4 separate regions of the Mus musculus genome follow, and regions 1, 2 and 4 are each linked to region 3. The links are chromatin loops, found by intact Hi-C in ENCODE. Cell type or tissue: left cerebral cortex. All regions are shown on one strand.

Region 1 (8,000 bases), 130 kb after region 3:
TGACTTAACACAATTTCCTCTAGAAAAGCAGGTACAGTGTGAAGAAGTTTCTGGAATAGAATACCATGATAAACTTGATTGGTTATTTCAAGAATGAGGCAAACTGAACGTGTGGGGATTTTTCTAGTTTCTAACTGATGTGCTTTAGCTAGAAAAAAACATGGGGATTTCACCCTAGTCCGATGTGCTTTCACTCTCTGTTGTACATCACCGAGGAGATATGTGTTAGCAACCCATCAAAGCTCATATAGATGTCTACCGTGTTGCTACCCCCAGTGTCCCTGGAACCACTGGGGAAGGGGCCTGGTGCTAATTGCCATGATCGACCCAGACACACTGTTGCTAAGGATCAAGTATGCTGACATGAAAAAGATAAGAAAAGCTTACAGGGGGCTGGAGGGATAGCTCAGTGGTTAACAGCACTGACTGCTCTTCCAAAGGTCCTGAGTTAAATTCCAGCAACCACATGGTGGCTCAAATCCATCTTTAATGGGATCTAATGCCCTCTTCTGGTGTGGCTGAAGATAGCAATGGTGACAGTGTACTACCATATATAAATAAATCTTAGAGAGAGAGAGAGAGAGAGAGAGAGAGAGAGAGAGAGAGAGAGAGAGAGAGGAAGAGAGGAAGAGAGGAAGAGAGAGAGGCATACAGATTAGAGCTAATGTGTTTTCAGTGCATCCAACTGGGCTTTGTCATGGATGCAGCCTGTTAAGGTCAATGTTGTGTCATATAGCTTCCTCCTGATACTTGCAAATGTCCAGTGGTCACAGGGGATACATACCATTGAATTACCTAGTCCTAACAAAGACTGTATTTGTGTTGGAGGCCTCATATCAGCTGGTGTATGAAGCTTGGTTGGTGGTCCAGTGTTTTAGAGTCTCCGGGGTCCAGATTAATTGAGACTGTTGGTCCTCCTACAGGATCACCCTTCTCCTCAGCTTCTTTCAGCCTTCCCTAATTCAACAACAGGGGTCAGCTGCTTATGTTCATTGGTTGGGTGCAGATATCTCCATCTAACTCTTTCAGCTGCTTGTTGGGTCTTCCGAAGTGTGGTCATGCTTGGTTCTTTTTGAGAGTGCTCCATAGCCTTAGTAATAGTTTCAGGCCTTGGGACCTCCCCTTGAGCTGGATCCCACTTTGGGCCTATCTCTGGACTTTCTTTTCCTCAGGCTTCTCTCCTGTAATTCTTTCAGACAGGAATAAGTATGGGTCAGAGTTATGACTGTGGGATGGCAACCCCATTCCTCACTTGATGTCCTGTCTTCCTGATAGAGGAGGGCTCTATAAGTTCCCTCTCCCTACTGTCTGGCATTTCATCTAAGGTCCCTCCCTTTGAGTCCTGAGAGTCTCTCACCTCCCAGGTGTCTGGTGCATTCTGAAGGGTTCCCCCAACCTCCAAGCTTGCCTGTTTCCATTCTTTCTGCTTGCCCTCGGGGCTTCAGTCCTTTTCCCTCACCCAATACCAGATCAGGTAACTCCCCTTCCCCCTCCCCCACCCCAGTCTTGTGTAATTCAGAGATGATGCACCTAACCCTCAAGAGGCTGGAGGCCCCAGGGAGTTTAGAGGTCAGGTGGGATAGGGGGTGGGAACATCCACGTGGAGACAGGGGTGGTGAGGAGGAGGTATGGGATGTGGAACAGTCAGAGGGTGGGTGGCGTGTGTGCGTGTGTGTGTGTGTGTGTGTGTGTGTGTGTGAATAAAATATGGAGTATAAATATTTAATTAATGTTAATTAATTAAGAGAGAGAGAGAGAGAGCATGCCTCTTGGTGTTCCATCCTAGCTGGAGGACTGACCCATCACTCCACTGTACTGCCGGGCTGGTGTGAGCCTATCAGTGTTTGCTGACTGATCTTTGTGGTCATTTGAGACTCAATTGCTGTGGTTGCTATGGAGATAGGACTTGGGACCAGGTAGCAGCTTGCTACCACCCTTAGAACCCCCGCATGTGTTTCATTTGCACACACAGGACATTCTGTAATTTCTCTGGGCAACTGACAGAAACTGCATCCTGCTCTCCCTCCAGCCCAGCATTATGACTTCTGGATGCTGCTTGTCTCTCCAGGGCACATGGAAATGTCTGGCACCATTGGGTAAGGTGCTTGTCCTCTCAAAGCCCAGTGTAGATTAATAGACTGGAAAGCAGGCTGCCTCCTGGCCCTTGTAGTGGGACATAGAAAAGTCCTCCGATTCTTCACACTGAGGTTAACTCCTTGCCCAAACCCCACAGAAGGGGTCTATGCTTCCTCACACTCTGCCTGTACCCATTTTTTTTTTGCAGTGACCTAAAGTTGTGACTGTAGAGGAAGCCTTATTAAGAGGACATGGTGATGCCAGTCTGCTTCATGCCACACCCTTGGTCAGAAGGCTCATACAATGAGCATTTGAGATTGGGCAACATAATTCCAATTGGGGTGTTTGGCCCCTATGCAATTTCCCAGGTAACTAGCTACTTAGCACCATTTTGTCCAGAGTTATCTCTCAAACCTGGATTTACTAAGCACTGTTTATCTCTCCCTCGCTCAATTGAAAAGATAAGGGAAAAGACCCTCACATCATGGCTGGATGTGGTAACTCAGTAGAGAAAAAGGGTCCCAAATGCAAGCAGCCTCGATCCCAATGTTAGGAGTCCCACAAGTTCACCAAGCTACATAACCAAAGCATATACCCAGAGGACCTAGCTCAGACCCATGCACAGTCCATGTCTGTCGCTTCAGTTTCTGTGAGCCCCTGAAGCCCATGCCTAGTTGATTCTGCATCAGTGTCCTTTACCCCCGGTAGCTTTTACAATCCTTCCTCTCCTCATTCTTCTGGGTTCCTGTGGCTCTACCTAGTGTTTGACTGTGGGTCTGTGCATCTGCTCCTAGCAGTTGCTGATTGACACCCCTCTGATGACCATTGGGCCAGGTATTGCTCTATGAGTATAGCAAAATATCATCAGGGATCATTTCACTGACTTTTTTTTTCCAGTTGCGTTTGTTTCTATCCTGGGTCTCTGGGCCATTCTGTTTCTCTGTCTGGCTATCCAGGCACTATGTGAGCGCTTGTGAGATGGGTCACAAGTTGGACCAGTCATGGGTTGGCCACTCCCACAAGTTCTGCACCACCATTGCCCCAGCATAGCAGAAGGTTTTATGGCTGGATTGATCCCCGAGTCCCACTGCTAGGAGCCTGCCAATTATAGAAGATGGCCAGTTTGCGTTCTGAATCCCCTGTAAATAGGAGACTTCGCTAGGGTCACTGCTCAGTAGATATTCCTGGTAGGCCAGCTCATTTTGAAGGGGAAGACAGGGGAGTTGATGTGGGCAAGAAGAGTGCAGGGAGGGGAAACTGGGGGAAGAAAGTAGTGTATGAGAGAAGAATAAAAGTTTAAAAAGGAATTGGGAGCAAGAAATCCAAATATATCCTTACAACCATGATATTTCTATATTTTACTCTCTGTCACCAAACATTTCTCTATCCCTGTTGTATCTATCTACTGTCTATAATATTTCTATATTCTCTCTGTCATACACTATCTTAGTTAGAGTTACTATTGCTGTGATGAAACACCATGACTAAAGAAACTTCCACTTCCACATCACTGTTCATTGGAGGAAGTCAGGACAGGAACTCAAACATTGCAGGAACCTGGAGGCAGGAGCTGATGCAGAGCCCATGGCAGGGGTACTGCTTACTGGTTTGCTCCTCATGGCTTGCTCAGCCTGCTTTCTTACAGAACCCAGGACCACAAGCCTGGGGATGGCACCACCTACCATGGGCTGGGCTCTCCCTTATCAATCACTGATTAAGAAAATGCCATACAGCTGTATCTTATGGAGGCATTTTCTCAATTGAGGTTTCTTCCCTTCAGATGACTGAAGAGGCAGATGCAGGAGAATCTTTGTGAGTTCAAGGCTAGATAGACCTACATATAGAGCTCCAGGACAGCCAGGCCTAAATAGTGAGATGAGAGAGAGAGAGAGAGAGAGAGAGAGAGAGAGAGAGAGAGAGGATCATAATGTAAACATGTACAGAATTTGGACCAAACGTTTCCCTCGCTCTTCATTTCAACGAAAAACAAAACAGAAGAACAAACAAAAGAGAATAGGACATTCCACCACCACCGCAGCCGACCCTGGAGTCCACTTGGGCCCTGGGTCTGAGGCCTCCTGGATGACAGAGCAGTTGTGGAGAAAGAGTCACACATGGCCCCTTCTGATCAGAAATAATTACCAACTTGCTTTGTTCACATGCTCTCTGTCATTAAAGTGACAATTATCAGATTGGAGAATCCTTAGTGAAACAGTTTCTGTATTACTGCCAAACATTTTTGGTGCTATCGTTTAATCCTCTCCCTTCCTGCTTTATTAATAAACTCATATAATTTTTTTGGTAAAACTACCACACTAAAAGCCTATAACAAGCAGAAGCAGGCATTGACGTCCTTGCTTTGTTAATTAATATTTTATATCAAGTTAGACAGACATTCTCTTTTCCTTCCTAGATGGTCAAGCTTAGGAAGCTGGCCTTCAGATAATCTTCAGAACTTTCTGGAGACTTTGACTACTGCAAGTCCTATATCAGTGTTCATCTCACTTAAGGAAAGAACAGAACGGAGCTATCCATTAAGCAACGTCCTAGAGCTGGTGGACACTTCAGTTGTCCAACTCAGCCTCCTGGTTCATGTTCAGAACACAATAGAAACTAGCTTCAAACATAATAACCTCCCTAAAGCTCCCTATTTGAATTTGTTTCTCCACACAGAAAGTGGTTGAGTGCTCTGCTACCTAGAGGGACAGAACCTGGAGTTAGCAGGCTACTCACAAAATCTTGGAAACTTACTCTGTATCCCTGTTGCACTGAGATACGGTGACAGCATTGAGGACACTGCCCTCTGATGGTCACTCTACTGTGTGTTTTCCATCCCCGTTCCGGAAGCTTTTGACTTGACTACAGGGCTCCCTCAAGGTCAGAGACAGCATAGAGGTTTGTTGACACTAGAATATATGTTTCCCCTTAAAAATCACCCGGGGCAGCATTCCACAGCCCCACTGGATAAAAGAAAAGGGGGAGATGAAGTGCCAGGAATCTAACATCTCACCAGCAGGAATACATTCCTCTGAACACTGAAAGACAAGGTCAGTAGTGAAGGGTCCTAATCCCATAAACAACTAGGACCTCCGATGTCAACTGTAAGGACCCCAGAAAAGTTGCCGAGCTTATCCCATGACCCTCACAGTGCCTTGATGCTAGCAGTTCTAATGTGGTACCCAGAAATTTCCTTCTCTCTCACTTGGGATCAATGATTCACAGCCAGTGTACTGAATTTGGCTATGGCTGGTGTTACCAAGATGAAGTGCTGAAAGCCAGCAGCTGTTGGATACATGACTTGGGGAAAACTCTTAATTCTAAGAAAGCCAAGAAGGCTGGGGAGGAACCCAGTGACATGCCAACACTGAACAGCAATTCCAGTCATTTTCCCTGCTTTTTAATAGAATTATTTTCTTACGTGAAATTGGGTCTCATGTAAGGTCTACTCGTGGTCACCAAGCCCTTGGACTCTTCCCTCTGTGCCCTCACTAACTGCTTGCTGCAGAAGTGTATCTCATTGTTGATGAAATAGGCAATGCCCTCAATATTTCCCTGGGTGCCCTCCATGTTGCTGGAGAATGCCTCTTTACGTTCTCATCCCTAACGGATTAGCAGAGTGTCGAGTCATGCTCATAGAACCTGTCTTTAAGTATCTGTACAATATACTCTTCCTATGTAAGGATCCTGCAGTTGTCTAAAAGTATGCTAGTCCCCAGGTCAATAGGCTAGCCTGCTCATTTGTCAGCTGTGTTTCCCGATCAGCAGGGCTTTGGGGCTGTTTTGTCTTTGTCAAACCCCAGGGTTTAGTCCATCACAGCACCGTAGGCAAGCCAGGTCCTGGGATTCCTTCATTTTCTCCTTTCTGTGGGGCTGCTGTTAGGTGCTATTTTTCAAACAAAGGGATCGATCTTGAGAGACCAAACCTATACGAAAAGCATTCTGTCACAGAATAGCTATGTGAATACTATCCTTGAACTCACACAAAAAAACTGGAATCCCCCCATAATTGGAATGCTGTAAGTACTAACATTAAACTCACTTACAAAAACTGGAATCCCTCATAATTGCAACAAAGTGCCCCTGTATTTAAGGAGCCTCTCACTCCCTCTGTAGCCTATGTTTAGAGTTTCTGTCAGAGGGATGCAGCCAATGGGCATTTATTGCAGCTGGCCTGAAGTGAGTGAGGCAGAAGCCAGTTAGGATGGACTCACTCTGTTTCCTTGTCCTACCTGCTTTGCAGTAGACAGAGCTTTTCCTCTGTCAAGAAGAAAAACAAATATCGTGTTACATAATAGCAGATATCAAAATATATTTCTTGAATGCTGCTCATATAATTTTAATAACCAGGGCTTAAATAGAACCATTGTGTTCCTGTGGCAACTGAAACATCAAATGACTCTAGCATAATCTCTCGCTTTATTCTTACAGAATAAATTTCTTATATATATAAAAAAGGCTTATTCTGAGGCCAAGTAGGTAAATTATTTATACAGTTTGTTCTAATTTATTATCTCAGATGAGAAATGGCTCTTAGTGATGACTCACCACTCTGTGCTTCTGAGTGGGAACACAGCTATCATTCCAGGGTCATTTCTAGTCTGTGTGATTTGGCCCCCAAGTCTCCATGATACTGTTTCCTTTTTTAAAAGAAAGCATCTGTAGCCTAGAGCATGCTGTTTTTCCACACACAGCTGATTCCACATACGTGTTATATGGAAGCTGGATCCATTACAAAGCAAGAAGCTTCAGAAAAAAATTATATCCTACACTTATTTATGTACTGAGATAGCATCATAGTGTTTGATACTGGGGAATCTCTGGTTAAAATAAATCAGAGATGAGAGAGATGTCTTATTTACTCAAGGCACCTATGGCCGAACCTAAGGGTCTGAGTTGGATTCTTAAGTTCTCAAGAGAAAGAGAAAATGGATTCCTACAATTGTCCTATGACCTCTTCCCTCCTCCATGTGTGGTGGCATGTGCATATTCCCATATACCTACACAGTGTGCACACTTGAGTGTGTGTGGATACATATATATACATACATATATATACACACACACACACACACACACACACACACATATATAAAATACAGCAAGACTGCACCATGACAAGCACCAGTCATTCTAAAGTGTGGAGGCGACAAATGAGGGCTTAATACACTTGTGTGGATAAGCAGATGTGATTTTCTATCAGCAGCATGCTTTACGGTTAAATGTGAAGTTTCGCAGAGGAAAACTGCTCTGTCACATACAGACTTGACATCTTCAGCTGAAGAGCGGTGAATGGATCCACATTCAGCGCTTGTAGGGAAAGCAGTAACGCAGGGTACTGATGAGCACAAGGTCGACCAGTTGTCTTTCTGTCCCATCCTGGTGAAATGTCCAGACAGAAGCTTGGGCTGAAATCATCTTCAGAACATCTCATATTAAGCCTTCCTTCCATGGCCTCCCTACAGGGATTTCCACTCTGCTGAACACTGTCTGGCCTCTGAGGGTTTCCTTTGAAATTTGGGCTGAGACATCTATATACCAACAATTTTTATGTTCTTCGTTTCTGTATAGCCTGTGTCCTGTGAACAACATTGACACCAGCCCAGGTTACTACCTGGGCCATAGTACCAGTGGCCACTGAGCACATGATGGCTGAAATCTTCCTAAATATTCTTGTACAATCAAAGTACCCCATGGCTCTATTCTCTAAGCAATTCCTTTCAAATGAACTAGTCTTCACACCCTTTACCTCATGTTGGCAGGGCTAGTCAGATTTCACAGGGATTCTCCAACATCTTTCCTGTCATCCTGATGGCAGCCCCACCCAGCACTCCTCAGTTGGCAGTTCTGAGCAGGAGATCTTCTGGATCGCTGAGCACAGGATCACAGCTCTAGGTGACGGTGCTCTGTGTAGCCAGCTTATCCAA
Region 2 (8,000 bases), 1.8 Mb before region 3:
CCCTACTTCTGCCATAGTGCAACTAGTCAGAAGTTCACAATCCTCTGTCCTAGCTTGGAAACTTTTTTTACAATAATCTTTATCATCTGATAGAATTCTTTGGGCAGATATCCCCCTGAATCTATCCACTTGCTTCTCCTCTTTGCCTGGAATGCCTTTTCATGTTTTAAGCTGATATTAGATCTCATCTTTCCTGCAAGCTCATTCAAAGTCTTGAAATATCAGAAACACTTCAGTAGACTCCCTGGAGGCAGCAGGGTAGAATGAAAAAGGCCTTAATTTAGGCTTCTGTTTCTCCATTCTTTAAGGAAATTATTGACAAGACCTACCAAGCCTCTGGTTGACCTTTCAGGATGTCAGGTTCTTCCCAAGCTCATATCTGACCTGTATGGTAATAGATATGTTAGCGCCATAGATAAACGCAGAATTCCACATGTTTCAGGGAGTCAGTGTCGGGTTTCTCCCACTGCTGCTGATGGCAGCAATCACATACTATTTTGGCACCGCCTGAAGCACTGCTCCACATGTGAAAGGAATAGTCCAAGAATTGACAATCTTGCAGTACTTCAAAAGATGATAACTTGCCTTTTTAAAGAGGAATTTTTTCCAATAGGAAAGATTTTGCATAGACATTTTCGGCAAACATCTGAAAACCTCTTATTTCAATCAATAAGAAAAGAATGACAATCCTTCAGGGGGAACAAAACCAAAATACATTTAAATTCAGAGGCAACACAGGAAAGATGGAAAGAAAGAAAGCTAAGTCTGTATTTGTATTTCTAGCCCAATTCAAAAACCATCATTTCCCCAAACATCATCTTAATTAATTCTCTCAACAGTCAAATGAGTTAAGAAAGTAGATACAGTTTTTAAGGACTAGGCAGTTCTTATTTATATAAAGTATATACATATTAACTTTTTGGGAAATGGGAAAATTGGCACATTAATTGAGGTTAGTGAGTACCCATATGTGTCTATACAAAGAATCTCTCAATATATGGTACAGAGAAAGCAGGTAGCTATAGACTGGTAGAAAACATGGTTTTCTATCAAGTAAAACTGTGAAAGACCCTGGTCTCAGATGCCCTCTTGCTTACTATGAATACCGACCCTAGGAACCTCTCTGTGGGAATACCTACAGAACCAATGATAGTGGTGTCCACAGGATATCTGGTGTACCAGATACTTCCAGTGCCACTGTGAAAAGCTATCAGCACCAGAAACCCGTTTTTTAGAAGAAGTGTGATTACTCCATGTTCATTTTAAAGCTGAGAGAAAACACTTTCGTTAGACATTTCCTCAACATTAGGAAACTACTAGGTGTGGACAACCATCTCTCACAGAGGAAAGTGCTACAACATTATCAGTGATGTCTACATTTTCTCCTGATAGCAGGATGCCAGGATAGCAGGATTCAAAGGACAGGGGAGCTAGATAGTCATTTTTAATTTGTGGCCTCTGCACAGCTCACTGATATATAGTAATGAACTAAATGAAATAACTCAGAGCCACTTATCCAAGTTCAGTGGTAAGGCTTGTGCAGTCAAAAGTATTCCTATACTGCAAAAGAAGGCGTGTGTGTGTGTGTGTGTGTGTGTGTGTGTGTGTGCAAAATATGTGTGCTTACCTTGACTCTTTCTCTGAGAAAAAAAAGATTGTTCATATGTTTTTATTTTCATCATGAAATGTCCTTCTTATGGAGAACTCACTAAAGCTTCACAATAAATGGCTGCTAATCAATGTATTTCAGCGTGAGGTGAGGCACAGGGAAGTGATGAAACATGATATATGAAGGAAATACAAACTTGAGAAGTAGCCTGCTCATTAGTCAAAACCCCATATGACAGTCATATATGACAATGGAGTCACTGAAGGGAGAATGGCTCTCCTGGAAGCTAGAGAGTTGCTTTTAGCATAGCCCTTTTGACATTCAAATTGGTTGGAATATCAACTGTGGAAGTCTCTGGAAAGTTAATAGTCACTTGTCACTTTTGAGCCTTAATGCTGAGCCAGCATTTATGTGAGCTTTCCAGACAATATTTGCTCTGCAAAGGCATCTGGTTCTCTCTGACGTGCCACAGTAGCCTGGGCTGGCGAATGTGCATGGTGATTCCATGTTGGGCAGTCTTGTTGCAGAAGGAAAGCATTACTAATAAGCGGGCCCAGTGGCCAGCCACCTAGCTGCAGAGGATGGCTTTCAAGATGGCTTCTGTTCCACGGAGCCTCAGGATATGGCTAGGAGGCTGCCTTGCAAGTCAGAGCAAAGGAATCTTCAGTTTCCCCTCTGGGTGTCAGCTGGATTCACCTTGTGACAAACTGGGAGATAACAACTGAATTTTTTTTTCTTTTTTGTCTCCCCAATTCCAGTTTGAAATTGTAAACTATGAGTTGGTGCTGGTGGAATACCTTCCCCATCTGGCTGCTTCTCTTTCTTCCATTTCAGAGGTGGGTTGTGTGGGGAAAGGAGACCCCGTCTTTGAAGCTTTACTGTATGTCTGATGTTGTTTCAATACTGGGTAAGGGAGACCTCATTACATACATCGCAGATGAGGAAACACAGACTACATTTGTTTGCATGCTTGCTTGCTGAGAAGAAGGTAAATGTATGACTCAAAGCAGACTCTTTTGACTCCAAGGTTCATCTCTGATACCAGTATTTGTCAAAGTATTACCTCTGATATAACCATGTCACCTTGAACTTGGAAATGCCAAATCATAGATCTTATCCAAGAAAAACTGCTTACTTTGAGGTTGAAACCAGCCACGTGCACGTCCATAATACAGATGACCAGATGCCTTACGATTTTACTGCTGTGAACCGATACCATAACCAAGGCAATTCATATAAAGGCAACATTTAATTGGGGCTGGCTTACACATTCAGAAGTTCAGTCCATTATCATCAAGGCAGGAAGCATCCAGGCAGATACGGTGCTGGAGAAGCTGAGTGTTCTACATCTTCATCTGAAGGTTGCTAGGAGAGGATTAGCTTCTAGGCATCTTGAACAAGGAACTAACCAGTAACCCCAGAGCCCCAGGGACTAAACCACCAACCAAAGAAAACACATGGTTTCTTGACTCATGACTCAAGCTGCATATGTAGCAGAGGATGGCCTAGTCCATCATCAATGGGAGGAGAGACCCTTGGTCCTGTGAAGGCTCTATGCCCCAGTGTAGGGTAATGCCAAAGTCAGGAAGTGGGAATGGGTGGGTTGATGAGCAGGGAGAAGGATGAGGGGATAGGGCGTTTTCGAAGGGGAAACCAGGAAAGGGGATAATATTTGAAATGTAAATAAAGAAAATATCTAATAAAAAAAAAGCTTACACTGATAGTGACACACCTACTCCAACAAGTCTACAGCATCTAATAGTGCCACTCCCTGGGCCAAGTATATACAAAACATCACACTGATTTAAGTTATTGTTATGCACAGAGATGCCCATGGTTCCTAGAGTGCCCTTTCAGGCAAGCTACATAATGATGAAAGAGGATTCACAAGTCTCTTAATCTATGCAATGAACCATTTATCGTGAGTATCCACCACCCTAAAGGCATGCACACATAGAATGCACACACTGCTTTATCAGAAAGGCATAGCAAAGGCTTGGCAGGCAAGTATGGATGAGCCACTCAAGAGAGTCATGCACAGCAGCGTGTGTCATCACACTTGCTTATGTGCCTCTACCTCCTTTCAATGGTGGCCTGGGGATTGCTGTATTCTAAGGTCACTTACAAAGAATAGTGATATGATATTACTGTCAGAACATTCTATACCCCTGTCACATTATGCTCTCCCCTTAGGGAGGTGGCAGGGCAGAGAAGAATCTTGCCATCAACTGTATATGTCCTAAGGTCTTTTGTGGGGGAGAGGGATTTATATGGGTACAAACATCCAAGTAGAGTTCACCTTCTGGCTTTTGAAGGAGGTGCCTTCCTATAGGTAGCCAGATTTCTTAAAGAAAGAAGTCCCCTCCAACTCTTTCATGATCGTCCATCTATTTCAAATACAGGATTAAGGAAGCCAAACAAAGTCATATTTAGCCATCCTAGCAACAAGCTGTATTCTCTAAGATTTTCATACCCGTACAGCTCTTCAGCTAATTAGTATTCTCATTTGTACATTGTGAAAAGCAATCTATATTTATCTCAAGCATCATGTTTCTGTCCTCTCCTTAGGTGATTCCATCTCACAGGGGCTTTTCATCTCTTGAACGTTTAGGTTGTCATCCTTCATGTGGATGATGCTGGGCCCTCAGGGACATCGCCATCTTTTCAGCACAGCAGGGGCCTCTCTGCTCTTTCTCTTTGAACTCCTCCGGGCCAGTCTGGATACCAACCATGTTTCTAGAGTAGCTTATCCAGGTTGTGGAGGCCGAAGAGTGCTCTGCAGAGACTGAGAAAGATGTCCACACCCATGCAGTGGCACAAACCTTCCAGTCACTGCAAAGAGGCCCCGCAGCATTTCTAGGGGTGAAATCTCACTGTCCCTCACTGAGATTACCTTGTAACAATTCTAAATTAGGGCCTTCTCAGATCTGAGGGAAATTACGCCCTCATATCAAATCAGAGACCCAAAGAGGGGAGACCCTCTAGGATGCTATCAATGTTCTTTGTCTATGGCATAGGGATATGAAGGTATACTCGGCAAAATCTTCCAAGAAGGTAGGTGACCGGAGTGGAAGATGAAAAAGAGATGGGATTATGGCTTTCCTAAAAGAAAAGCAGAGCACTAGATGGCAGCAGAGCCCCATGGTTTCCTTCTGGGCTGTGAAGTGCCTGAGATCCTAGGTGGGGGAGATTCCCAATATTATCACATTCCTCCAAAATGAGCTATTCTTCCTGGACAGTCTTATGCCTTGGGCTCACAATCAAGTTGCAATCTGACAAGGTCGTTCTAACTTCCAGACTCAGGATCTTTCTTCCTTTCTAATCTGAAACAAAGTGATTGTCATTTTTTTGACTGTTGTTGCTCTACAATTTTACTCAAATAGATAATTTGCAACAAAAGCATCCCCCCAAAAAGTGTTTTAATTATTGTTGTTTTGAGACAAGGCCTCCCTGTGTAGCTCTGGCTAGCCTGAAACTCTCTTCCTAGACCAGGCTGGGCTTGAACTTGAGGTGATGGCCCCGTCTGTCTCCTGAGTGCTGTCTCTACCGGTCTGTATCACCCTGGATCTGAAAGAAAAAGGGTCTTTAAGCCTGTGGCCATGAAGGAGCCACTCAATCTTGAGTTGTCAAAGTGCCACCATTCTGTGCAAAGCAAAGGTGTTTGACATCTCAGGTGACACTGAACATTCTTGATTCGGACCCTAATAACATGGCTCCATCTGGGAGCCCCCCCCCACACCCCCCCTCCCCCCGACAAAGAAGTGAGATTTGGAAATGGTTTTTAATGGCAGAAATCCTTCTTGGTGACATGAGTCATTAGGAGTGGCATTCAGAAGACAGGACACCGTTTCTCATGGAGGTCTTCAGCTATGCTGCTTCTGTAGATCAATGGGTCCTAAGGAGGAGCAGCGGATGAGCTATCGGATCTCCTAATAGGTCTTGTTGTTGTTGTTCACTTGCTGGAGTGTAAATAACACCTGGGGGAATGACTTAAAATCACACTGTAGGTGACCCCTTCCACTCCCTGTCACACTGAAGCACACAGGGCATCATTCTCAATCCATTGCTTTAGAGAGATAGCCTGGAATTTTCTCCCCTAGGGATAAGGGAAGAGCAATGGGAGGATACTTTCAAACAAACAAAACAAAAAAACTTCAGATCAGTTCCAAGAGAGCCTGGGGGAAACCTGCAGGAGAACAGAGCCCAGGGTTTTTTTTTTTTTTTTTTTTTTCTGGGGAGCTCCAATCTCCAGGAGAAGGATTCTAGGCTGGATAAAGTCTCTGGTTACTCTTGGAAGGTAAGGTACAGCCGGTGACTCTACATTTTTGGAGTCACTCTCATGCCCTCACGTCATCCGTGGGCTTCAGGGAGCAAGAAAGCTCTAGAACACTAAACTTGAGTGGCACACCGTGACTCTGCCCCTAACAGTGGGCACAATGCTGGTGCGATGATGTGGCCATCAGCCTGCCTCCACACACCATCCTCATTCCTTGGTGTGAACAACTCACAGTCAGCATGGGATGAATGTTCCCATGCTGGGGGCCTGAGATGTCCATCCCTGGCCCCTTCCATCCTATCCTCTAGAACTCCCGAATCCTTTCTAAGAATGGAGCATCTGTGAACTCTAGCCTTCACCTGGTTTGGATTTTTTCAATTAACCTACAGCCTTTTTCTAGTAGTTTACTCTGTGTGCACTCACTGGCTGCAGTAGACCTGCTTTTAGGAACTTCCTTCTGATCCCTCTTGCAGGAATGCTGGATGTGATGCTGGGGTTCACTACACTTTTGTCAATTCTCCTGCTCTCACAACCAGAACAGGGTGGCAGCCCAGTTGGGTTGTTTAGATTCATTTTGTTTCCCACATAGAGCTGGGCTTGCAATGAGGGTAACACTAACAGGACTAAACAGGAGCAGAACAGGAACCTGTCAGAGGCTCATCATAGTTGCAGACAGTCACCTTTTCAAAGGTAATTTATAATTTCTTTTAAAAGCACCATTTTGCTCCCAGTTTCAGTCACAGCTGGGCCCATTCTCTTCCCCCACCTGCATTTCTTTCCTAACTTAGGCAGAGGTCTTCTTCTGGTCAGTAGAGAAAGAGAAGGATGGAGGCTGGCCTCTGCCTGCCCCCACAGAGCCCTCGGGCTCGCTCGCGTGGCCAATTGTATGGTTTTTCCCCGGTGCGCAGCGTGGGCTTCTCCCACTTGAGCGCCCAACAAGTCTCCGTGCTCCAGCCTGCGCGCAGCCGCGCCAGAGACTGAACGCTGCGCTGCCTGCGGGAGCACTAGCAGGGGCCTGAAAGCCCGAGGCCAGGCTGAGTCCCGGACTGCGCGGTGCCAGCCTCCTTCCCCTCTCGGTGGGTAGGATGGTTGAGTCCAGCCACCACGGCAGCGGCTCCTTGCGCCTCTAGCAGCCTGTCTTCGGCGCTCGCTCCCCGCCTTCCTCCCGCTCCAGCCCTGCTCCCCCCTCCCCCCGCGCCCCTCCCGCACCTCCCACTCGCTGGCTCTCTCTCCAGCTGCCTCCGCTCCAGGTTGCTCCCGGTTGCGCGCGCTCCTCTCCCGCCTCGCCCCCTCCCGCAGCCTCGCCGCCTTGGTGCCTTCCTGCCCGGCTCGGCCGGCGCTCGTCCCCGGCCCCGGCAGCCCCGGGGCTGCGCTCGCTCAGAGCATCTTCAGCCCCGCAGTGGCTCGGACCCGATGCTACGGGAGCGGAGCGAGCCGGGCGCGCAGAGCTGCGGGAGGCGTCAGATGCGCGGCCGGGCTGGGGACCCGGAGCTCTTGCCAGCTCGCCTTGCCCTTTGGTGATTACCGGACTCTGTTTAGAGCCCGGTTGTTCCTCGGAGGAGACCGGCGCATCCGAGAGGAGCCATCCGTGTCGTGTGCGTGTGGAATATCTGCAGACATGACTGCGTGGAGGAAATTCAAGTCGCTGCTCCTGCCTCTGGTGCTGGCGGTTCTGTGCGCGGGGCTCCTCACTGCAGCTAAGGGTAAGACAGGCTAGCTCGGTACCGGGGAGACGGCCGAACCCTCGGAGGCCCGGTTTGCGAACGCGAGTGTCTGATCTGAGGATTGTAAGGGACCAAGCGGCAGGCACCGACCGGGTGGCTGTCCACCAGCGACGCTAGGGAACGCAGCGCCCGATACCGAGCTTCCATCGCGTTCTTCCCACCCCTCATCTGCCCCCGCCCCACCCCCGCCCTTCCTTCCCCCTCACTTGGGCTTAAACGACATTTCTCTCTGTGCTGTGTACTGTGGGTTGTCAAGGAGAAGAGAGCCCGACACGAGTTGGGCAGAGAACTGCGCCTTGGCTCCTGGCGCTTGGTGGGCTTGGCGGGTCGCAGGCTGGGGTAGTTCCCACGACTTCTCCCCGGACCCAGCGCACCTGGGAAACATACTGGG
Region 3 (8,000 bases):
GTCTCTGCTCTCTCCCTTGTCTGCTACCTACCATTTGCTGTGAAAGCCATCTCTCTCTCTCTCTCTCTCTCTCTCTCTCTCTCTCTTTCTCTCTCTCTTTCTCTCTCTCTCTCTCTCTTTCTCTCTCTCTCTCTCTCTCACACACACACCAGGTACAGAGCAAGGAGTCAGTGTTCTCTATCACAAGTTGCCTTGGTTCTACACAATACCTCAGTGTACAATCCAGATGTGCAGTGTCTTGCTCAGTCTACCTGCATGTTCTTGTTCTTATTAGAACTCATGCCAAGCATTTGAGACAGCAATTCAAGGGGTTTCAATATCTAGTCCTTTCCTATTATGTGACTGTTTAAAGGTTTTAGTATAGACATAATTTTTTCTATTTCTGAAGTTTAGCCTATATTCTATGTATATGAAAAAATGATATTTTCAAAATATCCATGTATATGGATATATGGATATGTGTATATAGATAGACATGTGTGTGTATGTATATACATATATATATACATATATATATATGGACTGAATGGATCTTAGCCCCTTACTTATTACATGTTTTGGCAAAATATTTTCAAAACGTCTACTTCATTAGCCTCTTTTGACTGGAGATCCTTTTTTTGGAAAACTGCTATAAGCAATTTAATATGAGATTCCTTCACAAAACTGGCAAAAAAGTCAAACTTGGATAATACATACAAGTAGTCACAGAAAGTCAAGCTGAGTTGTATGTTCTTCATTTCTATGTTGTCAGAAGTTTCTAGGTCATATGTAAAAGCCAGTGAATTTCAGTCAGCAGCTGATGTGAGTGGTTGAGCTAACCCATTATCTTCAGAGCAGTGGTATATAACTGCAATCCCAGCACTCAAGACATGGACGATCAGATGTCACCGTTGGCTACACAGTGAGTCTGAGGCTACACAGGCTACACAGCCTGGAAAAATGTGATTCTTTTTCAAATTAATCAATTAATTAGTAAAGAAATAGTCAAGAGATGACTCACAATAGGTTTTTCCCCTAATTTATTTTACAAAAAATTGTTTGTTTTTAATAATTAAATTAATAATAATTTTAGTGAATAAACTTTAATAACAACATGTTAATAGTGAATTAGTTGCAAAGATAAGGAAGTGGGGTTCCATCAACCCACTGTGTCGGTAGTTCTACCATGATCATCTCATGTGACTAGGGTTCCTTGTCACAGTAGGAGACTGACATGACCACAACATAAGTAGTTTCACACTGTGTAGATCTGAGAAAGCAGCAACACTACTCTATAGCAACCACTTCCCAGAAATACCTGAACTTCTATTCTCCATTTCAAACCTTGGCAGCCACCAATATTTTTCTCTCTGTAATTCTTTCAGTTCAAGGATGTTATATAAACAGAATAACAGGGCATTCTGTTTAAACCTTTTGCAACTGGTCCTTTTCACTCAACATGGTATGAAATCCATCCACACCACAGCATCCTGTAGATGTTTTTGTTGAGAGCTAAGTGGTACCCTGTGGTAGGAATGCTTGAAGCTAATCTTTGATAATTTTTGATAGTCAAAATTGGCCATTGAAATAAAGCTGCAATGAAGGATGTTGTCAAGAGTTTGAATATATCAAAGTTCTGGTTTCTCTGGATCACACAGAAGGCTATGTGCTCAGTTTCTTAGGAACATTCCACCAGACTTTTGAGTTTACCAATTTGGCTCTCAGCTGGCCTTCTGAGAACAGTGCAGTAATAATACCTAAAGAATAAGGATGTACAAGAAAATAGAACCCAGGTCCTGGAAAACAGCAGCCTGGGTAATTGTTAGCAGATAGAACACAGCTGCTTGTACTATGAAAGTGCCTGATGAGCAAGCTTAGGCAAGGAAGGCAAAGCATGCGATGGGAGTGGTTCAACCTCAGGGTCACAGGTTTCTGATAGCATCCATGGCTCACTGCACAGCTCAAAATCACAAGAATATCCCACTGAACATGGTTACCTAAGAATAGATTCAATGTAAACGGAAAGATTGAGTCCTGCTGAATATTTGCTATCTTCCTTAGTCTGCCAGAACATTCAAACACCACCATTTTTTTCCCCACTGTCAAGACAAGGCACTGTTAATCCATGCTAATCAGGTCATATCGTGTCTTCTATTCTCATAGTTTGGAAGCATAAACTCAGTTCTCCTCCACTCGTTCAACACAAGACTCCCACTCAGGGGACACCTGGACTTTTCTGAGTCACATAAGAAATGAAAGTATTATATGTCACTGCACACTGGAGAATAGAGATGTGGGCCCTGTACTGGCTACTTTTGTGTCAACTTGACACAGGCTGGAGTTATCACAGAGAAAGGAGCTTCATTTGGGGAAATGCCTCCACAAGATCCAGCTGTAAGACATTTTCTCAATTAGTGATCAATGTGGGGGAGGTCCCCTTGTGGGTGGTGCCATCTCTGGGCTGGTAGTCTTGGTTTCTATAAGAGAGCAGGTTGAGCAAGCCAGGGGAAGCAAGCCAATAAAGAACATCTCTCCATGGCCTCTGCATCAGCTCCTGCTTCCTGACCTGCTTGAGTTCCAGTCCTGACTTCCTTTGGTAATGAACAGCAATGTGGAAGAGTAAGCTGAATAAACCCTTTCCTCTCCAAGTGCTTCTTTGTCATGATGATTGTGCAGGAATAGAAACCCTGACTAAGACAGGCCCCATGTGACCACAGCAACCACATTTGGTGGCACTGTAAGAATAGCCGCAAGTGGAGGAGAGCAATCTGAGTGCAAGGAAAGGCATTCAGAACAACTGCTTATAAGTCATTCCATTCTTATAACCACAAGTCATGAGACTCACCACAAGCTGCTCATGGAACAGGACTTAGAGTCGATTACCAACTAATGCAGTATGACATCATCTAATACTTACAACATTACAGTAGGGAACTTAGAAAAACACTGCTTCCCTTTGACAAAACTAATGAAAGCTATGTAGTGAGACCCTGCCTCAAAACAAAGCAAAACAACAACTCTTAAACCCTACATCACCGAAAAGAAAACTCCGAACACAAAGTGGGCAGATTATGCAGAAGCAAAGCCACATCTTGTATCTACTACATAAGCTAAAACAAAATCTGTAAGTCTTATGGATTTGGGGAGAGGCTTTGAGCATGGTCATATACTGCTTCCTGTAATTTGAATAAAAATGGCCCCTATAGAACTCCACAAAAAAGACCAACAGAGTCAATTAACCTGGACCCTTGGGGCTCTCAGAATCTGAACCACCAACCAATGAACATGCATTGACTGAATCTAGGCTTCTCCACTGATATGTAGCAGATATGCAGCTTGGTCCTCATGTGGGTACTGACTTGGGCACTATCCCAGAAGCTGTTGCCTGTCTGTGAGACATGTTCTTCTATGTTCTGGGCTGCCTTGTCTGGCCTCAATGAGAGAGGAAGCCCCTAGCCTCACAGAGACTTGAAGTGCCAGGGTAGGAAGGACACCCGGGGGTGGGGGGTGGGGAGGAGGCTACCTGCTCAGAGTTGGGAAGGGGCAATATGGGAAAAACCGTGGGAGAGATGACCAGGAAGGGGTCAGTAAGCTGGATGTAAAGTGAATATGAAAAAAACAAATTTTTTCATAATGGCCCCTAGGGAGTAGCACTATTAGGAGGTGTGGCCTTGTTGAAGTGGCTCTCAAATACTCAAGCCTAGCTAATGTGGCATTTACTTCTGCTGTCTTTGAATCAACATGAAGAACTCTCAGCTCCTTCTCCAGCACCATGCCTGCCTATATGCCACTATATTTTCCACCATGACTATAGTGGACTAACCTTTGGAAACTATAAGCTAGCCTGATTCAACTATTTTCTTTACACGAGCTGCCTTTGCCATGGTCATAGTGTCTCTTCACAGCAATAGAAAGTCTAACTAAGACATTGCTTGTGAGGTGGTAATATGAAAAAAAGAAAAAAGAAAAAAGAAAAAAGAAAGCTAAATAGATGTCTTACCCAGGACCTAGAAATCACCCTTCTTAGTATTTAGTCAAAAGAAATGAAACCATGTGACTAGTGTTTATAACCAGCTCACACTGGAAAGAACACAAGTATTTATTAGTGGGGTTTTGAAAGCCATCTTGAATATCAATGGTAGAAATTGACATACAGTCATTTTTGGAATCATAGAACGGATTTAAAATACTACTAGGGAAGAAATTACCCAGGAAAGTATCTTGCCACTCTCTAGCCTAAGTACCTTGGGCCTTTTCCCTTAGATGGCTGCCTTCTATGTTTAGAAAACACTTTGCTTTCTAATAAATTAATACAAAGCTAATTTTGCATCTGTCTTACAGTTGTCATTAATGGTTATCATTAGGTTCCTAGTAAATGCTGTAATTACATTTGATGATGAAATGCATTAAAAATATTTCTTCCTGGGTTGTTGAAAAAGTCTTGCAGCTGGAGGTGTTTGGATTTATTTATTTACTTATTTATTAACATCCCAAATGCTGCCACCTCCTGCTCCCCCCTCACAGAGTCCTTCCCCCATACCCCTTCTCCTTCACTTCTGAAAGGCTGTCTGCCCATATTCCCTCACCCTGGCACATCAAGTGGGACAGGCATATCCTCTCTCACTGAGGCCAAACAAAACAGCCCTCTGTTGCATATGTACCAGGGGCCTCGGTCTAGTCCGTGTATGCTCTTTAGTTGGTGGATTCCTCTCTGAAAGTTTCCAGGGTTAGTTGACAATGTTGGTCTTCACTTACTAACTTTTAGAATAGTATTCTCAGTTAGAATACCCCTGTATAGTTATACATTCTTCAATGCTAGTTATCAGTTGAAAAAAAAAGCTCTTCAAAGGGAAATTTTATCCAAAATGAGTAAAGTGTTCCCAGATACATTGTGAAGTATGGATGTGCTTTTTGATTTTCATCAGCCTCTCAGGGTACCCCAAGTTCTGTCTGTGGGCCTCTAAGAATTAGGTCAGCTACAGGCTATTGCTGCTGCCAGCACCAGGTGGCGCTGCTTAATGGAGTCCTTGGTGCAGACCAGAGCAGCCAGCTGGCTAAAACCCTCCTTCAGGCCTTCATGGTAAGCTTGGCCAACTGCAGACTCAATGTGGAGTTCAAAATCCAAATACTTGTTCATTAGCTTTTTCAGTTCCTAGAGCTGAAGTGCTGGTTCAGGATCTCACTCACTTTACCTAGTTTAACTCCAAATTAAACATTCCTTTATGCCTATCATGAGTAATTAAGAAATGAAGTGGCTTTCTTTTTTTATTGTTTTAATATATTTCCTCATTTTGCTAGTTCTTTGAGAATTCTGATCACATGTATTCCCTTCTACCAACTCCTTCCAAATCCGCGGGCCTCACTATACTTTATTTCAGTTATGTATATGCTGTATGTTTGAGTGTCTGAACAGGATGCAGGTGCCTCCAGAGGAGAGGACATTGCACCACCTGGAGTTAGAGTTTCAGCAGATTGTGAGTCACCTGCTATAGGTGCAGGCAATAGAGATCAGGCTTTCTGGAAAAGAAATATGTGCTCCTAGTCTTTGAGACAGTTTCCCTGGGTTTTATTTTAAACTGTTAAAGATCTGAACGTGTCTCTCGCCATCCCTTATAGCTTTGTAACTATTCTCAAGGGATGCCTCACAGGTAATTAGCCAAGGGAGACCACATGCAGCCATTCTACATAGCATGACAACTACCCCAAGTTAGGAGATGCCTTCAGGAATTCAAGGTGAGCTTCAACGCTCCACATGCTTGAGTTGCTTCATGAAGTTGTCAGCCCTGCTGGCTTTGGGAAGGCCTCCACTGGAAACACTATTTGTTCCATAGTTTGCAAATACCTGCAGGAATTCAAAATATTACAGCATTTTCACAGAAAAAAAAAAAAAAACAAGAGCCATTTCTATCAGAGAGGACAACAATGTGTTTGGTGTATCTCAGTTGGGGAAATAACTATAGATCAACCAGGTGAGACCAGACGAGACTCTTTCCACGAGCTCCTGATGATGAGAGAGTTTGGCTAACTTAGACTTAGGCAGAGTGGGGAAGCTGACAGTTATATACAGAGAAGCTCTTTGTGACCATGGCAAATGATGCACCCAGGATTCAAGACTTACTTGGGACTCTTCTGCAATCAGCAGATCATAGACCCTGGTTCTATTTACTCTAGAGTTCTAGGATACTCTACATTTATCTCATAAGTTCTGTTATCTTATTAAACAAAATGTAAATTGTGATAGTTCTGAAAAATTACTAAACCATTTTTATTTCACTTTGCATTCTATTAATAGGAATTTAGGCTTTCAATTTTGAGAACCAATGGTTAGAAGATGTAAAGTTATAACTTATGACTTTTACTGTGACTATTCCTAGGAATGAATGATGCCATTAGATGTCTACACATTTTGCCAAATTACTGAATGAATGGCTGGAGAGCACATTCCCACTGTTACAGAGTATTCCTGCTAATCACCTTGCCTCTGTACTTAGTGCCTGCACGGACATTTAATTCCCTCTGTTTCCATACCGGGGTGTAGGGGCGGGAAACGAGGCAGGCAAGCAGAGAAAAACTCTTCGGTTGAAAGAGGCGGACAGGTGTGTATAGACATCTGCAAGAGCTTCGTGATTCTACCCGTCTATGAATGCACCTCTTTGTCTAAAGGAAACCCGACAGGAAAAGCTTCTGCCCATGCAATCTTTCCCAGTAGGAGGAAGGAAGGGGACAAGCAGGAGGGAGGGCTAAAAAGGCAGTGGTCCAGGAATCTAAGCCATAGTTGTCAGGTTTCGTGTTTGGGACTATCCTCACAAAATGCTTCCTATTCTAGGAGGGGGGCACAGTAGGTGACATCAGCTCACATCCCAATGCCTCTACTGGTGACAGGGCAGAGAATGGACAGACCAAAGCTCAAGTTCACTAGTGCTCTTTTTTAACAGGGCGGCATCTGATGCCATCTACAGTCCCTGAAAAGAACAGGACTGATGTGGCCAGAGGAACCCTGGGTCATGAGAAAACTTGGAACTAGATGAAGACTCTTTCCCCCCTCATGGAATCTGACATCTGTAGTATAGTTGCAAATCCCACTGGTCCGTTGCTCTGGCCGTGGGTTAATCACACTTCTGTAAAAGCCAAGTGTCTGAGGCAAACTCTATTCACCAAAACTCTGGTTAACAGGATCCCTGGAGGCTTCTCTTCGATCTCCTGCATCTGTGTTCTCTCCAGGTCACCTGGAAGTAGTTCGTACCTACATCATTAGTACTGAGTTGGCAAGCAACGGGCTTTGGCTGTGGGACAGAAATTAGGCATGGTGGTACCTACCTCAGTCCTAAGATGTGTTCTGTATTTTTCTTTCTCCCCATTTGTCTTCTATTCTATCCAGAAAGGATGAAGTGGATGGAGCTTTCAAACCTCTGTCCCATGAATAACTCTCTCCGGCTCCAGAATAGCACAATGACCCAATCTGGGCTTCATAACCATCTACCTCTGTCTTAAAGATACAAGCCAGATAATCAGTATCACCCTGAGACATTCAGACCTTGAAGATGGTTTGATCCCAAGCAAATACTTATTAACTCAGCATTTCCAAGCTCGTGAAATTCTAAAGGCTCCCACAGCCTGAAAAATGAACACCACGAAACACACATACCTGCCCAGTGCACTGTGGCTTTGCCTCCATCATGTTCAGTGATATTCTTTACAGGTCCCTTTTATTAGTCTAGCCTCTTACTAAGAGTGTTCACCATTAAGGTTACACAATAGCAGCCCAGGGACGTCTTTATGGGGCTGAAGCAACCTCCCCTGCATATGACTCATATGAGCCGATGCCATACAAGTCGCCATTCCAAGATACCTTCCTCAGCTGACTAAGGAGGGCTGCCTTGCTCCTTCCTCATGCAAGTCTTTAAATACAACAGCCATAACCTTAGCTCACCCCATACAAAAGCCTCAACTTCACGGACAATGGGAACTTCTCTCTATTCGTGGTAGAATGCTGGCTAGCGTATCACTACAGTATTCTGTAC
Region 4 (8,000 bases), 240 kb after region 3:
AGATGGGATCTTCTTTATATCAGCTTAAAAGCTAAGCATATTTTGAACCCAAAGTGTCAGAGTTAGCTTCGGCTGTCCACTTGACACAGGTAGGAAGAGGGGACCTCAGTTAAAGAACCGACTGCTTGCATTGGTCTGGGAGACATTTTCCTTAACTGTTGGAGACTGGTTCAGGCCACTGTGGGTGATGCCACTCCTAAAGGGGAGGTTCTGGATTGGATAAAAAAAAAAAAAAAAAAAAAAAAAGCAGGCTGAGTGGGGCACGGGGAGAAGCCCAGTGAGCAGCAGCCCTTCGAGGTTTCTGCTTCAGTTCCGGCTTCAGGGATCCGCCCTAGACTTCCTGCCTGGGCTTCCCTTCATGATAAAGACGCTGTAAGATGAAATAAAGCCTCTATTTGTTATTTTTGGACAGTGCTTTATCACAGCAACAAAGAAGCTAACTAGAACAGGGAGTCATTACTCTTTTGAGCTCTTTTGTCCTCACCAAGCTCCTGCCAATTACGATTTACATTTACGTGTTTTTATAACGTGTGCAAGTAGTTCCTTGGTGTGTTCCCTGCACACATGCTCAGTCTTGGAAGTGCTGTGTGAACTTCTGTGAGACCCTGAGCTCCTGTGTGTCATAAGAGAAGGGCTTTAGACTGAGTTGACAATGAGCTTCTATGCCTTAAGAATGCCCGTGCTTGGACGACATTTGTAAAGCAGTCTCTACTATTTGCTGTTTGCCATTGCTTTCGAATGCATAAGAGCCACCTTGAACAATCAGTCACCCGAAATCAGAGAAACTGTGTCAGTTCTCAGCATTATCTAAATGAATATTCTCCGGAAATCAATCTCAAAAGAACGTGAATTTTACCAGATAGGATAAGCATTATTGAAAAGTCTCTACTTAGTGAAGTGGGGGGGGGGGGAGGATTTAGATAAAGCATAAATGTCATCCTGAATATTTTCATTGTATTTAGAAACATCACATTCAAGATTAAAGGAAAAGAGGGTTGGGGAGGGTGTCTGCCTTTCAGAAACAAGAACAAGTCATAAATTATAGTTGGCTGTAACCACTACAAAAGCTGACTGTGGATTGCTATTCATTGATAAGCATGATAGCAAGCAACCTCAATGAATTATTTCCACAAATATGAATAGAAGAGCTATGCTCAGTAAATAATATTTATATCAGATAATGATTATAAATTATATATTATAAAATTTGATAGCTTAATGAGAACCATATGCCATATTGTGATTCCATAATATACACTATTCAAATTAATTATTCTTTTATTTGGAAAAATATAAATCCAGGTACAGTTATCCATGCTTATAGTCCTGGAACTTGGAAGTTTGAGGTAAAAAGATGATTATTTCAAGGCCAGACTAGAAGATATACCAAGACCCTGACTCTAAACCACAGAGCAAAACAAAAAGTAAAAGAGATGTGAATAAAAAGAATAAAACAGAATAAAAAAGCTTCATGGCCACGAGGTAACATGGTCTGGGAGACGGCTGCTATTCTTCTCTTGGTCATCCACTGAAACGGGGCTGTTAGTCCCAAAGATGGGGCAGAAAGACCGTCTACCCAACCCATCATGGCCAAATTAATTAAAGCACGGACTGAATTAAAGCAAGCCTTTTATTCATGTCTGCCTCCCCCTAAGGTAGTGTTCTAAGGGTCGGCATTGGATGTGAGGAAGACAACACTTTTATAACTCAGGGCTAGGGAGTTTCCAAACTGGAGATTTGTCAGCAAAATAGGCAGGGTTACAGGGGCGGAATATAGCATAACAAGTTAGTCCCTCCTGAAACAAAGACACATTGCAAGCTGGAGCATAACAAGGGAGTCTAACAAGGGAGCCGTAACAACCCTTTAGATACAAAGGTGGGCTTGCAAGATGGTTACAAACAACTTTTTGAAACAAAGACACGATTGCAATTCCTGGACAAGCAGTGAGGAACATCTGTTGTTGAGGTTATAGGCCCAATCTTTGAAAAACAGAGATTTAGTCATAATCAGGAATAAGCCTAGTTTGTCTTTACTATAAAATAGCTTTAAGCCTAAAATGGAGGCAGGCTGGTTCTTTTGGGGCTTCATAGTATAAGAAAGGCCATGTGCCCACACCCCAGGGTAAGCACCAGAGATGTCTGAGAAGAAGCCATCTGAGTGTTGCTGACTGCACAGTGCACAGAGGGGAAGATTCACCAAACAGACCTTATGCCAAAATGGGTCCACACTGTGCTGGGTGATGCCTGCATTCCCAGGCACAAAAGTAACAATGACAAAAGAGGAGTAGCTTTGGTTTCTTGACACCCTGTTTTGGGAGAGTTCTAAATGGATTAGCAGACTGTTATCCCACAAACGGGACGAATTCACACATCTCACTATTATCTACAAGTGTCTGCTTTTTCAGCCATGATTTTTTCTTACATATTAAATATTATTCTGTCTTTTCTCCTCTTTAAATTAATTTGTGAGGATAGGAAGATAGAATACAAAGTAATGAACGACATTATAGCTTGTTCGTGTGTGTCTGTGTGTATGCATGTATATGTGTGTATATGTGTGTGTGTGTGTGTATGTCCATGTGTATATATATATGTGTGTATAAGTGTGTATATGTGTGTATATGTGTGCATGTGTGTATGTGTGTGTGAGTGTATGTGTGAGTGTGTATGTGTATATGTGTGTTTGAGTATGTATGGGTGTGTATGTGTGTGTATGTGTATGAGGGTATGTATGAATATGAATGTGTGTGTATGTGTGTGAGTGTGTGTATATGTGAGCGTGTGTGTATGTGTGTGTGTATATGTGTGCATGTGTATATGTGTATGAGTATATGTGTGTGTGTATGAATGGGTGTGTGAGTGTGTATGTGTGTGAGTGTGTGTATATGTGAGTATGTGTATATGAATGTGTGTGTATATGTGTGTGTATATGAATGTGTGTGTGTGAGTGTGTGTATGTGTGTGAGTGTGTTGTGTGTATGTGTGTGTGTTTTTATGCATCCTTTTCCCACTGCTGTTCCCCTCCCTCCTTTCTAATAGTCCCTCTAATGGTTGAGTTGAGACTCTATCCCATTGGCTCAGGCATTTGAGTACTTGGTCCCTAGCTTGTGGTTTAGGAGGCACAGCTGTAGGAAGTATGTCACTAGGATGGACTCTGAGAACTTTAAGATCTCTAGTGGCTCATACCACTCAGTGTTTACAGTAAAGGATCTGAGTTCTCACCTTCCTGCTCCCACTATCATGTCTCCCAGCTGTGATGGAATCCTACTCCTCTGGAATTGTAAGCTCGAAGAAACCCCGTCTTCTTTAAGCTGCTTTGTTCCTGGTGTTTTCCTACAGCAATAGAAGAGTAGTGAATGCAGTCTGTTTCTTTGCTCCAGATGGATCCACCCACTGTTCCAAGCCTCTGTGTGCACATTCCCCTCTTGCTGATGCTTCTTCCCCCAAGATCTCCTCTTCTCCTTTCAGGGCCCCCTATTGCCGCCCCCCACAAGATGCACATATATAAAAGTTTACATCTATATCCTAAACGTGAGAAGAAATGTTGTGTTTGCCTTTCTGGGCCTGGTTTATTAGGATTATTACAACAAATTACAAAGGATCATTAAATCATAAAATCCAGGGATCATTAGGGAAGACTCTGAAAAATCGAATTGGGAGACACTGGAAAATATGGGCAAAATGGATAAATTATTCCTGGATATATATATATATATATATATATATATATATATACATATATATATATATATATATATATATATATATATGATCAAAGCAGTAATATAAAAATATCACCCTAAAGGAAATAAATCTCATACTGGACAGACTCCCTGCCAGATTCTATGGAGTCTTTAAGGGAGCCCTAACTGAAATACTTCTCAGGCTTTTCCACAAACTAGAAAGGGAAGGAGCATGACCAAACTCAATCTAGGGATCCAGCATTTCCTCCATGCTGAAAGAACACAAGGACTCACACACACAAACACACACATCAAGGGAGGGAAGAAGGGAGGGAGGAGGAAGGAAGGCAGGGAGAGAGAGAGCAGAAGGGGAAGGGAGGAAGGGAGGAAGGGAAGAATGGAGGAAGGAAGGGAAGGAGGGAGGGAAAGAGAGAAAGGGGGGAGGAAGGGAGGAAAGGAGGGAGGGAAAGAGAGGGATCAGTTTTCTGATGGATAAGGGCACACATTTTCTTAATAAATACTTATAAAACTAATTCAAGAACACATGTAAAAGATGATACACCAAGACCAAGCTGAATTCATTACATGGAGAAAAGTGCTGCACCAAACAAATCAATAAATACAACGCAAAGCCATAAATAGGATCATGGTAAAAAGAAATTCCAAAATTATCTCAATAGAAGCAAAATGGGGCTTTGCAGAGATCAACATACCTTGATAAAAGCCACCAAAGAAGCTAGGAATATAAGGAACATATTGTAATATATTAAAGCTGTATGTGACAAAGATATAACCAACATTATACTTAATATGGAAAAACTAAGATTTCTACCCAAATCATGAGTGTGGTGAAGGTACCCTTTCTCGCTGGTCTTACTCAATAGAGTGCTCAACAGTTAGTTAGAGACAGGAGAAAGAAATACAGATGATTTTAAAAAATCAGGAAGAAGTCAAATTATTCCTACTTTCAGATGGTGCAGCCCTATACTTAGAAGACTTTAAAAACTCTACCAGAAAGCTTTTAAATCTAATAAACACTTTCAACAATCTAGGCTACAAAACCAACAAGAAGACACCATTAGCTTTTCCATATCAATAACAAACTTGCTAAAAATAGATCAGTTTAAAAAAAAACAACTCATATATATGATAGCTGCAAATAAATAAACAAATGACTTAGAATAAATATCACCAAGGGGGCAAAATACATCTATAGTGAAACTTTAAGACATTGAAAATAGCAATATGAGTACACTGTACCTGTCTTCAGATACACCAGAAAAGAGAATTGGATCTCATTACAGATGTTTGTGAGACACCATGTGGTTGCTGGGAATTGAACTCAGGACCTTTGGAAGAGCAGTCAGTGCTCTTAACTGTGGAGCCATGTCTTCAGCCTGAAGACAGCAACAGAATATGAGGGAAACACTTTCTGTGCTCAAGGAGTGGCCGAGTTGATATTGTGAAGACAGCAGTATCACGGAAAGCAATCTATAAATTCAAAGCAGTGCTCATCAAAGATCCAATTACCTTCTAACAAAACAAGTAAAACAACTCAAAAATTCATATCAAAAGACCCTGGATAACGAAAACAATCCTGAATAAAATGATCATTGCTATAGGTATCATAATTCACAATCTCAAATTGTACCATAGAGCTATAGTGGCAATTCCTGCACGGTGCTGGCATTAAAAGGACTACACAGGTCGATAAAATAAATAAAAAATGTGGACACCGATGTCTATCACAACAACAAGCATTTGTATTGAACAAAGTTGCCAAGACATACACCAAAGAGATTTATTTTTCAATAAATTGTGCTAGGGAAACTGGATAGCCTCACAAAGTAGAATAGAACCAGATCTTGGTCTCTCCTCTTGCACAAAGTCTATTCCCTTGGAACAGATCAAGAGATCCAACACCTTAATGTGACACCTATAATTCTGAAACAACTAGAAGAAAATATGGGGGAATTCTTCAAGATATTGGCATGTTTCTGAGGGCCCCAAGAGCACAGGAAGCTACCTCAAGAACTGACAAGTGGCATGGCCTAAAATTAACACGCTGGTACATAGCAGCGGACATAATCACCAACATGAGAAAAACTTTGCCAGCTGTGTTACATTATATATCCATATGTCTTTCTATTCTATTGCAATCCAACTTCCCTATACAGTAGAATTTTTAAAGACCCACAATTATTGATAGGAGATAACAGAACTTAGTAACCAAACTGTCAGGACCCCTAAGCAAAGAAAGAAGTCACACCACGAAAGGCACTTCCAATGCTAATCAATCGAGTTCTGTATCTTTAGGCTGATAGATTTGAGTACAGAACTTTGGGTTAGGAATTTCTTTTATTCACTCCAGCCCCCAAGACTTTCTCCTGCCACTTTCCAGTGGGTGATGTATGTATCCCACTTTTCTCTCAATGTTTGGTGACATCTTATTTTTTAAAAATGGGGTAGATGGTGCTTTGAGCAGGCTGAACAGCCAGCCAAGGCAAGTAGCCCTTGCGGGGTGATTGTTGTTGTTGGTGGTGGTGGTGGGTTTTTTTTTTCCATGTGTTTTGAAGACTGTCACTTGGGAGCAGCAATTTATTAAGTTTATTAAGACTCAAAACTTATCAGTGCACTGTTTCTTATTCAGGAAATTTTATTTTCCTTTAATCAAATATCTTTAAGATTGGACATTGGACGTAAGCATAGAAAACAGGTTACTTAGTAGGTCAGTTTACAATAATCTGAATGAATTTAATTTAAGGAAATTTCAAATCACATCTTATCAAAAATGAGATTTTTTTTTTAACAAGTAAACAGCCTCAGCCTTTATGTGTAGCAAGTTCGCCATCTACTGACAAGATCATATTTTTTTCCAGCGTAAATTCTCCATCTACTGACAGGATCGCTTTTTTAAAAAAAATAAATGTAAAAGAAAGTTTTAAACGTGAGCACAACTGCATGTAAAGTACTGATATTAATATTTAAATATATTACCATTTAATAAGTAGCTTCTTGTTTAAAAATAAAAAGCCTTAGGCTGTGCCCTGGGGGAGACAGAGAGGAGACTGACATACTGAGATTCAAAAGAATTATTGTTTGGTAGGATACAGAAAAACGCTCACAAGACTTATTTAGACAAATTAGGAAACATACTGTACCAAAGAAGAAGCACAAGGAGGCCTGCCTAGGAGCCCTCCCCTCCACCAAAGCCTTCCTTGCAGGGGGAGCAGCCTCCTCCACACTTCACACCTTGCTTCTTCTGCTACCCAGCATGCACCGTGGCATACCAGGAGAAACCTGTGATGTCTACAACTGCATAAGCTCACTGTTTTAGAAAAGGTGCTAAAAGGTAAGAGATGGAGTAGTTCTCTTGTCAAAACACAACGTAACAAGATGAGGCAGAGCAGAGTGGTGCTTATCATGGCTATAAACCAAGAAGCAAGACTCTGGCTTTGACCACTGCAGAGGTCATAGCAGCTACTGCTGCAAATGAGAGAAAAAAATTCCAGCCAGAGCCCCACCTCTGAGTGTAAGTTACAAGGGGTAAAACACTCAGGTGAATGAAAATAAGACAGTTATTGATCAGGGTCTAACATATTGTTTACATAAACTTACACATGTATTATAAAAACAGTGATCCCAATTGACCAGACCCCAAGAGGAATACGGTTGTCCCATACTCTATCTACCCGCAAAGCTTAACGCTATGGATATCAATGCCTTGTTCAAGGCAAGAGAAGCCAGGACCCTCTGAGTTTCCACACCCTTGCTTCTGCTAGCACACACACTGATTCCCTTCAGTGGCCTGTGCTGTGGGTGACTGGGGTGCACAGTTTTATACTCACCTAATAATGTGGTTCATGTACAACAACTAAACTGACAGCTGTTACAAAGTAAAGGTAAAAATGCCCGTGGAATTCATCACGGGGGTGGGTGGGTGGGGAACCTGCAAATCGATTGAAGGAAGACCTTGTTTTTCCAAAGTAAAAACTAAAGATCTTCTGAGCTTGCAGGCAGATTAAGATTCCAGTCTCTTAGGAGATAGAAGGCATTTCATTTTAGAATAAGGTTCTAAATTTGCCGGTGCCAATTTAAAGGGGGAAATGTGATTCCCCCCTTGGAGAGTTACTACATTTAAGTTGCAAATCTTGTTTATGATGTTTCTAAAATCACCTTATTTGTAACCAAGATTGTTGGGAAGATATGATAGAGAAAGAAGTGACGGCTTATAACTCTCAGACAGGGATTTTGTTTCCATCCCCGGAAGCTGTTAATCCGTTCCTTTGGTTTTTGTCCCAGTGAACTGTTCGTATC

The links. A loop is a pair of places that touch in the nucleus more often than their neighbours do. Peaks named below come from ENCODE experiments on the same cell type or tissue, not always from the same donor. Only the 100,000 strongest peaks of a DNase experiment are listed, where the experiment ranks them.
Region 1: a loop joins it to region 3, with 13 times the contacts of the local background. A loop is called at or near these places in 7 of 42 quality-filtered maps.
Region 2: a loop joins it to region 3, with 6 times the contacts of the local background. A loop is called at or near these places in 5 of 42 quality-filtered maps.
Region 4: a loop joins it to region 3, with 5 times the contacts of the local background. A loop is called at or near these places in 6 of 42 quality-filtered maps.

What each region holds. Positions count from the first base shown.
Region 1 is chr8:15,598,624-15,606,623 of GRCm38, reverse strand. No RefSeq gene overlaps it. Among named protein-coding and RNA genes, the nearest start is that of Gm46033, 72 kb to the right of the region's middle. In left cerebral cortex, a CTCF peak has its summit at 4,875 (motif pointing left); DNase peaks (open chromatin) are centred at 4,886, 5,344 and 7,894; H3K27ac peaks cover 993 bases.
Region 2 is chr8:17,534,478-17,542,477 of GRCm38, reverse strand. Csmd1 (CUB and Sushi multiple domains 1) reads left to right here and starts at 7,093. Exons shown (of 70, transcript NM_053171.2): 1 at 7,093-7,588. The coding sequence starts at 7,504. In left cerebral cortex, a CTCF peak has its summit at 4,727 (motif pointing right); DNase peaks (open chromatin) are centred at 6,067, 6,444, 7,001, 7,576 and 2 more places; H3K4me3 peaks cover 1,595 bases; H3K27ac peaks cover 1,785 bases.
Region 3 is chr8:15,726,263-15,734,262 of GRCm38, reverse strand. No RefSeq gene overlaps it. Among named protein-coding and RNA genes, the nearest start is that of Gm46033, 200 kb to the right of the region's middle. In left cerebral cortex, a CTCF peak has its summit at 4,975 (motif pointing right); DNase peaks (open chromatin) are centred at 2,690 and 4,996.
Region 4 is chr8:15,486,317-15,494,316 of GRCm38, reverse strand. No RefSeq gene overlaps it. Among named protein-coding and RNA genes, the nearest start is that of Gm46033, 40 kb to the left of the region's middle. In left cerebral cortex, a CTCF peak has its summit at 6,540 (motif pointing left); DNase peaks (open chromatin) are centred at 3,322, 6,588 and 6,935.